2 separate regions of the Homo sapiens genome follow, and region 2 is linked to region 1. The links are chromatin contacts, found by Hi-C or POLR2A ChIA-PET in ENCODE. All regions are on one chromosome and are shown on one strand. The core of a region is the stretch at or near the end of the contact, and the rest is flanking DNA. Distances in the headings are between cores, read along the strand shown.

Region 1 (3,348 bases), core at 288-2,787:
ATTTTCTGGAAGAGTTTGTGTATAATTGGTTTTATTTATTTACTAAAGGTTTGGTACAATTTAACCATGAAAACTTTGGTGCCTGGAGTTTTGTGTGTGGAGGTTTTTAGCTATAATTTCAATTTCTTAAATAAATGTGGGGCTGTTCTGGTACTCTCTTTTTCCTCTACCTGGGATTTCCTCCATTCATTGCCTACCCCTCCCTCCCACTCAACAAGAGTCACTACTACAAGTCCTTTCAGATCAGCTCATCTCTCACTTTCCCAAAGCTTTCCCTAACATGTACCCCTTTTTCAAGGTTTCCTCCCTTATGCCAACAACACCCTGTGCATGACTACTATTGATTTTATAGCAGCATATAGAGAATATTAAAAATTCTCTATATGAAAATTTTTTCTATTTGTGTGTTTTCTTTCCCAACAGACTATACAATTGAGGACAAGAACTATGTCATTTTTATTATCATGTCCTTGGTATCTATACAAATAAAACATGGATTTACACATATTACACACTGCATCTATTACATAAGCATGCAATGAAGATATAGGTTCATATGTGCATATATATGTATATTTACATTAGATATGTATATACATACTTTAACATACATGTAACTGTATACTTTATGTACTTATATGTATATAAGTAATTCACCTATATACGTATATGTAAAAGTCATATATGATAGTCATATATATGTAAAAGTCTGTTTTTGCCAGTTTTTTAAAACAAAAATCATCAGCATCATAATTTATTGAAGTCGACTGCCCTTTCTTAACCTTATGAGATTTAAAAAATGTTTGGAATTTTTTTTAAGCCCATGAAGTTTACTCTTGTGAGGAAAGCCAGGTTGAGGGCAATGGCATTTCCACATTTTCTGGGGCTTAATTGAAAGAACATAGAGAGAGGGCTGGGTGCAGTGGCTTATACCTCTAATCCCAGCACTTTGGGAGGCCGAGGCTGGCGGATCACCTGAGGTTGGGAGTTCAAGACCAGCCTGACCAACATGAAGAAACCCCATCTCTACTAAAAATACAAAATTAGTCAGGCATGGTGGCGCATGCCTGTAATCTCAGCTACTCAGGAGGCTGAGGCAGGAGAATTGCTTGAACCCGGGAGGCGGAGGTTTTGGTGAGCTGAGATTGCACCATTGCACTCTAGCCTGGGCAATAAGAGTGAAACTCTGTCAAAAAAAAAAAAAAAAACTATATATATATAGAGAAAGGTATGTATCAAGCCTGTTAATGACCACGGGCCATCTGTGTAGTCACACAAAAGTGTCTAGTTTTCTTCCACATTTCTATGTGTCTTCTTTAGCATTTTCCTTTCTAAAAAACAGGCTCTATAACTGGGCACACTTGAACCCCACAATTAGTCATGGATGTGGTGATTCATCAGGCTGGCTTCTAAGTGCAAGCAGCCCTGGCCTTTCTAAGCCTTGACTGTTGGCAACTCTTTTTTCCCCGCTCTGAATCAGACGTGTATTTGTTTGAGTAATCAAGAAAGAACTGTCTGTCTTGTGACCTTAGAGGCTGGTGAAAGGGAGCAACTGAGTGTTTTTGGCACAGGAAGGTTAGTGAACAATGCAAATCTGTAGATCAGAGAGCACGCTGCTTGGCTGCTGACTCTGGGCAGACTTGAATGTCACAGAATGCTCTGATTGCCGGCAGGGTTTTTCACCCTCTGCCGAAAGCCATTTTAATATAAGCAGAATAGATTTCAGGTATTCCAGAAACCATTCTTAAACTTTCACTGTGTTCATGTTGTTAAATTCTATACCTTCTATTAAGACTTGCAGTCTTTCTGAAATGAGCATTTTGAATCTGACTGTGATAAGAGCCAGTGAGAGACAGCTTTACACATGGATGCCACTGGGAAGAAAGCACATCAAGTAACCCTGCTGAGGAATGAATGAATCAGCCTAATGCAAATTAGGTGAGAAACTGGACCGCACAGAGGGGATGTTGAAACCATTTTAGAGATGAGTGAGAGGGATGATAGCCAGTGAGTGAGCCCAAGAACTTTGATGACAATGAAGGCAGAAGAATCTGGTGGACGCAAAGGATTCACTTCTTATAATGAATTCACTCATCCCATTTGCCTGTTAATCAATGGGTGTTTTAAAGATGCCAGTTGGAGGAAGTCCAAGTGTTCAATTTTAAAAATGCCTATTAGATTAATTACAAGAAAGTCTCTCTCTCTCTCTTTCTTTCATCTGTCATTTTTTCTCTTGTTAGGGGTATGCAGGAGGTCTTCTAATAGACCAGAGAGAGATACAAGCCACAATTCGGGAAAATATCCCAGTAGACTCCTCTCTGCCTTATGTTTGGCATTCTTGAAATCTACGCTATCTGTCTTGAAATCTTTGAACAATGTACAATAATCTTATGCTTGCCCAGGGAAACCTGTTCCATTAGATGAGGTGAGTTGGTTACATACCTTCTTTGACTTGTGTTCCCAAGTGATCTTATTCCAAATATGACTTGGGGACACTTGTATGTGCCGTTCTGATATTGTCCTAAAAGGAAATTATTTTGGAAGTAAAGCCACTGATAAAATCAGCTCAGGAAAATGCACTTTGCAAATATGAGAATATAGGCATTATTAAAAGCCATGCTATAAAAATACCAATGGTTATTTTTACTGAGAGTAGTGTTAAATTTATGGGAGGCTATTGTTTTGGACTAAGCTCTTGCACTAGGCCCAGAAGAACAGACCAAACCAGAATGGAATCACTAGTGCTAGGTCCCCAAACTGGACTTTAAAATCAGCCAGTTAGAAAACAAACAAAAAAACCCCCAAAAAAACACAAAACAACAACAACAAAAAACAGATTCACAGCAATCAATTAAAAGGGGCCCAGTCAACCTGAGCTGACATAATAAGAAAGTCCCCTGGCTCTGCTTTATCCTTTTAAAGAAAGTAACTTTGAAACAACCAATCGGCTTTCTGTTCCTGTTTCTGCTTTCTTCAGGCTTTTCTGCCTATAAAGCCCACTGCCTCTCCTCAGCTTACTAGCGTGCTTTTCTGTTTCATAGATGGGATACCGTCTGATTAATGAATCACTAATAGTTTAGATCATTAAACTAAATTTGTTGAAATTTTTATTTTTTGACAGTAGTTACACAAGAACAATAAAATACCCTTAAGAGGAAAGTGAGAATATCTCATCCGAGAAATGTGAGACAGACAGAAAAAGGTTTAAATAATTGTATTCAAAAGCATTATGTAAACGACAAATAACACATGAAAGTCTAATCTGAAAGGAATGGGAATTAATGTTATAAAGGGAGACAAACAAAAATCAGGTTTCTTTCCACATCTCAACATGGAGGATTTTCCTTT
Region 2 (3,348 bases), core at 319-2,818, 180 kb after region 1:
AGTGTGGAGGGTCAGATGAGGGTTCTAAATGGGAAGGCAAAAATTGAAGATAGTTTTAACCTGACTTCTCATTTAGCCTCTATGGCTGGGTATGTGTTATTCATATTCCTTTAGGCATTACATCTAAAGTAGTTATTGGCATGCATATGTTGTAAGACACTGCCAATACATCATTGTTTTAGTTTATAATACACATATCTGTTTTGTTATTAGTTTTAATGATGTAATACTTTGAAATTATATAAAAGTTCTTGTCAGCAGAAATTCAGGATTTGGAGAGGATCTACTAGGCTCTCTCAAGGATGCTGAGGTAGTCTTTGGAGCCTAAAATTCCTCCTTATGAGATGGAGTCATTAAAAAAGGTAAATTTATTCAAGCATGTTATTGATTCTGTGGAATACTAAACAGAACACATAGATTAAATTGGCTCTATTCTTGCGTGAAGAATGTTAAACTGTGGAATCTAAACAAAGAGTAGACCCTCTTCCAGAGCCACTCATTTCTTTCACTTATCTGATTTTCCATCATGTCATGCTTTATTTCTCAGAGTTGCCTCTTTCTAGATTCCAAAAGTCAATCCTCCAGTCTTGGCCTTTATTACTGAAACCTTAGATTGTTTTAATAGCCAATGAATGGATTTCCTCACAGTCCTTCACCTCTCCTGGTAGAATTTTTCACTCCTGCTTCATCTGCTATGCTTAACCTGCTATGATGATATTTCTAGAACATTCCTTCCATTGCATCATGCCCCAGCATAAAACACTATGGTGCTCCCTTTTGCTTTGTTTATCCTTGGATCTATGTCTCTTGGACATCTGCAATCCAGCCTCATGGGGGTTATGCCCATTTCTGTCCAAGTGCCCTGAGTGCCTGGTCAAGGTTCAGCTGGTTTCTTTCTATCTTCTGTTTATCCTATGCTCATTTGTGTATCTGCATACCATCATCTGGTGATTTATCTTCTGGTCTCTCCTTTTGCCTACCTTCTTTCTCTCAATTCTCCCAGTCTTTAAGGCCTATCTCAAACTCCCTCTCTTCTACAAACCTTTCTTCTCCAGGACACAAATATAATCTCCTTCTGTGGACTACCAGAGTAATTCTGGCCAGGATCCCTTAGTTTATCACAGAATTGTTTTCTGTTTCTTAAGATTTGGTTTACTTTCCTAACCTTGATCATAAACTAAATAAATGCAAGGTTCAATGATTTAAACTTTTTGTTTTACATTACCTCCATTCTTGGCACACTCAATAAATAATAACAATAAAATTCTAGTGTGATGAAAGGTGAGCTTTAATCAAAGAAAGCATGATAAAGCAGTGGCTCTTGAACGGAGAAGGTTTGTTGAAAGGCTGAGGACGGGTTGAGAAGCGGTGAGAATGGATCATTGTTCTGACACTGTGCGGGATGGAGTGCTGGGCAGTGAATGGAGGCTGTCAACTCTGGTTAGACTTGGCCATTGTTCCTGGGACGCCCGTGTTAGCTCTGAGTAAGAGATAATTCATCAGAACGCTCTTGTACTTTTTTTCTCTCTTGCTCTGGGGCAGAAACTGTTCTACTTCACAGGCTGAACTTTTTACCTCTTGCCCTGAGAGGCAGAAACATGCTGCCTGAGTGCTTCCATTTTGAGACACCTTGTAGGAATCCTTATTGAATTGCTTTAGAAGAGTAGATTCTTAGCCCTCTAGTGCAGCAATCTGCCACGGCAACCCCAGAGAGTGTTATTTTTCAGTCAGAGGTAGAAGCCTCCTGTAATATGGGCTCACTGGGCTTTTGGGGAAAAAAGACAGCATTTTGCAAGCTTAGTTCTAATTGAACATCCCCATGTTGCAATTATTATTGTATTTCAGTCTCGTAGCCTTTGTTACAGAGGTTTTTGTGTGAGTTAGGAGGGGACACGTTGGGTGACCGCTCAAGCCTTTACTTTTTTTCTTTAATTTATTAGAGTTCAAATTAAACAAGGCTCCTGCTGTTACCAAAGTTTTCTGAACTATTTTGTGTAAATGTTATTCATCCTTTGAAATCAATACAATTAAAAGTTGTGTTAAGAGTCTTCCTTTGCAAGGCTATGAACTTTTTCTCTAAGGATTTTTAACTTGTTTCAGGTCTTTGATTTCTTAAATGCATTTCAGAAAAGAAGATATACATGTTCTTTAATTGCTTCTTAAATTGGCAAAGTTATATTCTGTCTCTTAGACAAAAATCTTTAAATGATTGCATTTCTCTGTAGATTAGTAGCTTGTTAATTTTAGGGATGAAATGAACTCAGGAATAAAAATCATTTGACCGAGTTATCTCAGGCCTCACTTCAAAAAGATGCAGATTCTCCCTAACAAGGGCCTATATGAGATCAGAGCTTCTGTGTGACGTACTGGGGACATCTAGTGGACAAAAGTCAGAATGGAACATTAAACTGTATACCCAAACAGGATCCTAACTTTCAGATAATATCATGCTTATGAAAAAATCAGAAAATCAGTGCACTGTCTGTGAAGATAAAATACCATGTACATCTAACACCTGATTTTAGTGTTATCTGTTGTTTTGAATTCATTATAAATATAATGGCTTATCTTATTTGATTACACTTAGTTTATTGCAGCAGTGTCAGATTTTTAATTTAATAGATCCTGTACATGATGGAAAATATCTCATTATCAACATTGGAGAGGCAGATTTACGTAGCAGAAATGAATGTTGTGTTTGGCTAGGTATATAACCTGAGGAAAGATTGTGAATCTCTTTACTTTCACATATAAAGTGCATGGTTAAACAAATGACCGCATTTCTTCTGGTTTGGAAATCTAGAATTCTTGATTATTTTCATTTATTTTATTCATATTCATTTCATATTCATATTCAAATTTATAATTATTTATTTATTAATATTTTCATTTTCTAAACTATTTTATACTGTACAGAGGGTTTTCACAAGTATCATTTAAGTTGATTATCAATAAAAATGTCTTAGGTATTTAGTTCAAATTTTATAAATTGATAGGAAGGTAAGATGACTTGTGAACTAAAAAGCCCAAGTTTCTTGACATTTGAACCCTTCTAGTAGAATTTCACTGTTGATGCAGTGTGTGTAAATTTCTTAATGTTTGGGGGAATTCAGTTAAACTCTCAATAGAGAGTAACTACCAGTTAGCATCTACCCTAATCATCTTCACATATATCATTTCTAATCATCTTAATAACTTGTAGAATGGAATCCTTAAACCCAATTCATAGTTGGAAAGTTAAGACTCAAAGACATAAAATAGCTGCTCAAGTTTACGAGAGAGTCACTGTCAAGGCCTATACTCACATCCAAGTCTCTCTGAGTTTATTAAAACAATGCCGAAAAGCAA

What was found. Hi-C counts contacts between places; a loop is a spot of excess contacts on that map. ChIA-PET counts read pairs that join two places held with the same protein, here RNA polymerase II (POLR2A). Pooled maps may share reads with other maps.
Region 2: a map with no recorded cell type shows a loop between it and region 1 (4-fold over the local background). The contact joins two enhancer-like sites. A Hi-C loop is called at or near these places in 2 of 37 single-sample maps with no recorded cell type and 5 of 50 pooled maps. POLR2A ChIA-PET finds 5 or more read pairs at or near these places in 1 of 52 experiments (GM12878).

The regions. Positions count from the first base shown.
Region 1 is chr7:116,315,605-116,318,952 of GRCh38, reverse strand. It overlaps LOC105375463 (a long non-coding RNA gene), which reads right to left. Exons shown (of 7, transcript XR_001745336.2): 4 at 2,443-2,521. Among named protein-coding and RNA genes, the nearest start is that of TES, 110 kb to the right of the region's middle. RefSeq lists enhancers at 1,485-1,634, 1,735-1,814. Within about 2 kb of position 1,537, at least 23 of the 41 ENCODE cell types and tissues checked have a DNase peak (open chromatin) inside an H3K27ac peak, as active enhancers do.
Region 2 is chr7:116,137,416-116,140,763 of GRCh38, reverse strand. It overlaps a transcript of TFEC not described here. Among named protein-coding and RNA genes, the nearest start is that of TES, 71 kb to the left of the region's middle. Within about 2 kb of position 1,568, at least 3 of the 41 ENCODE cell types and tissues checked have a DNase peak (open chromatin) inside an H3K27ac peak, as active enhancers do.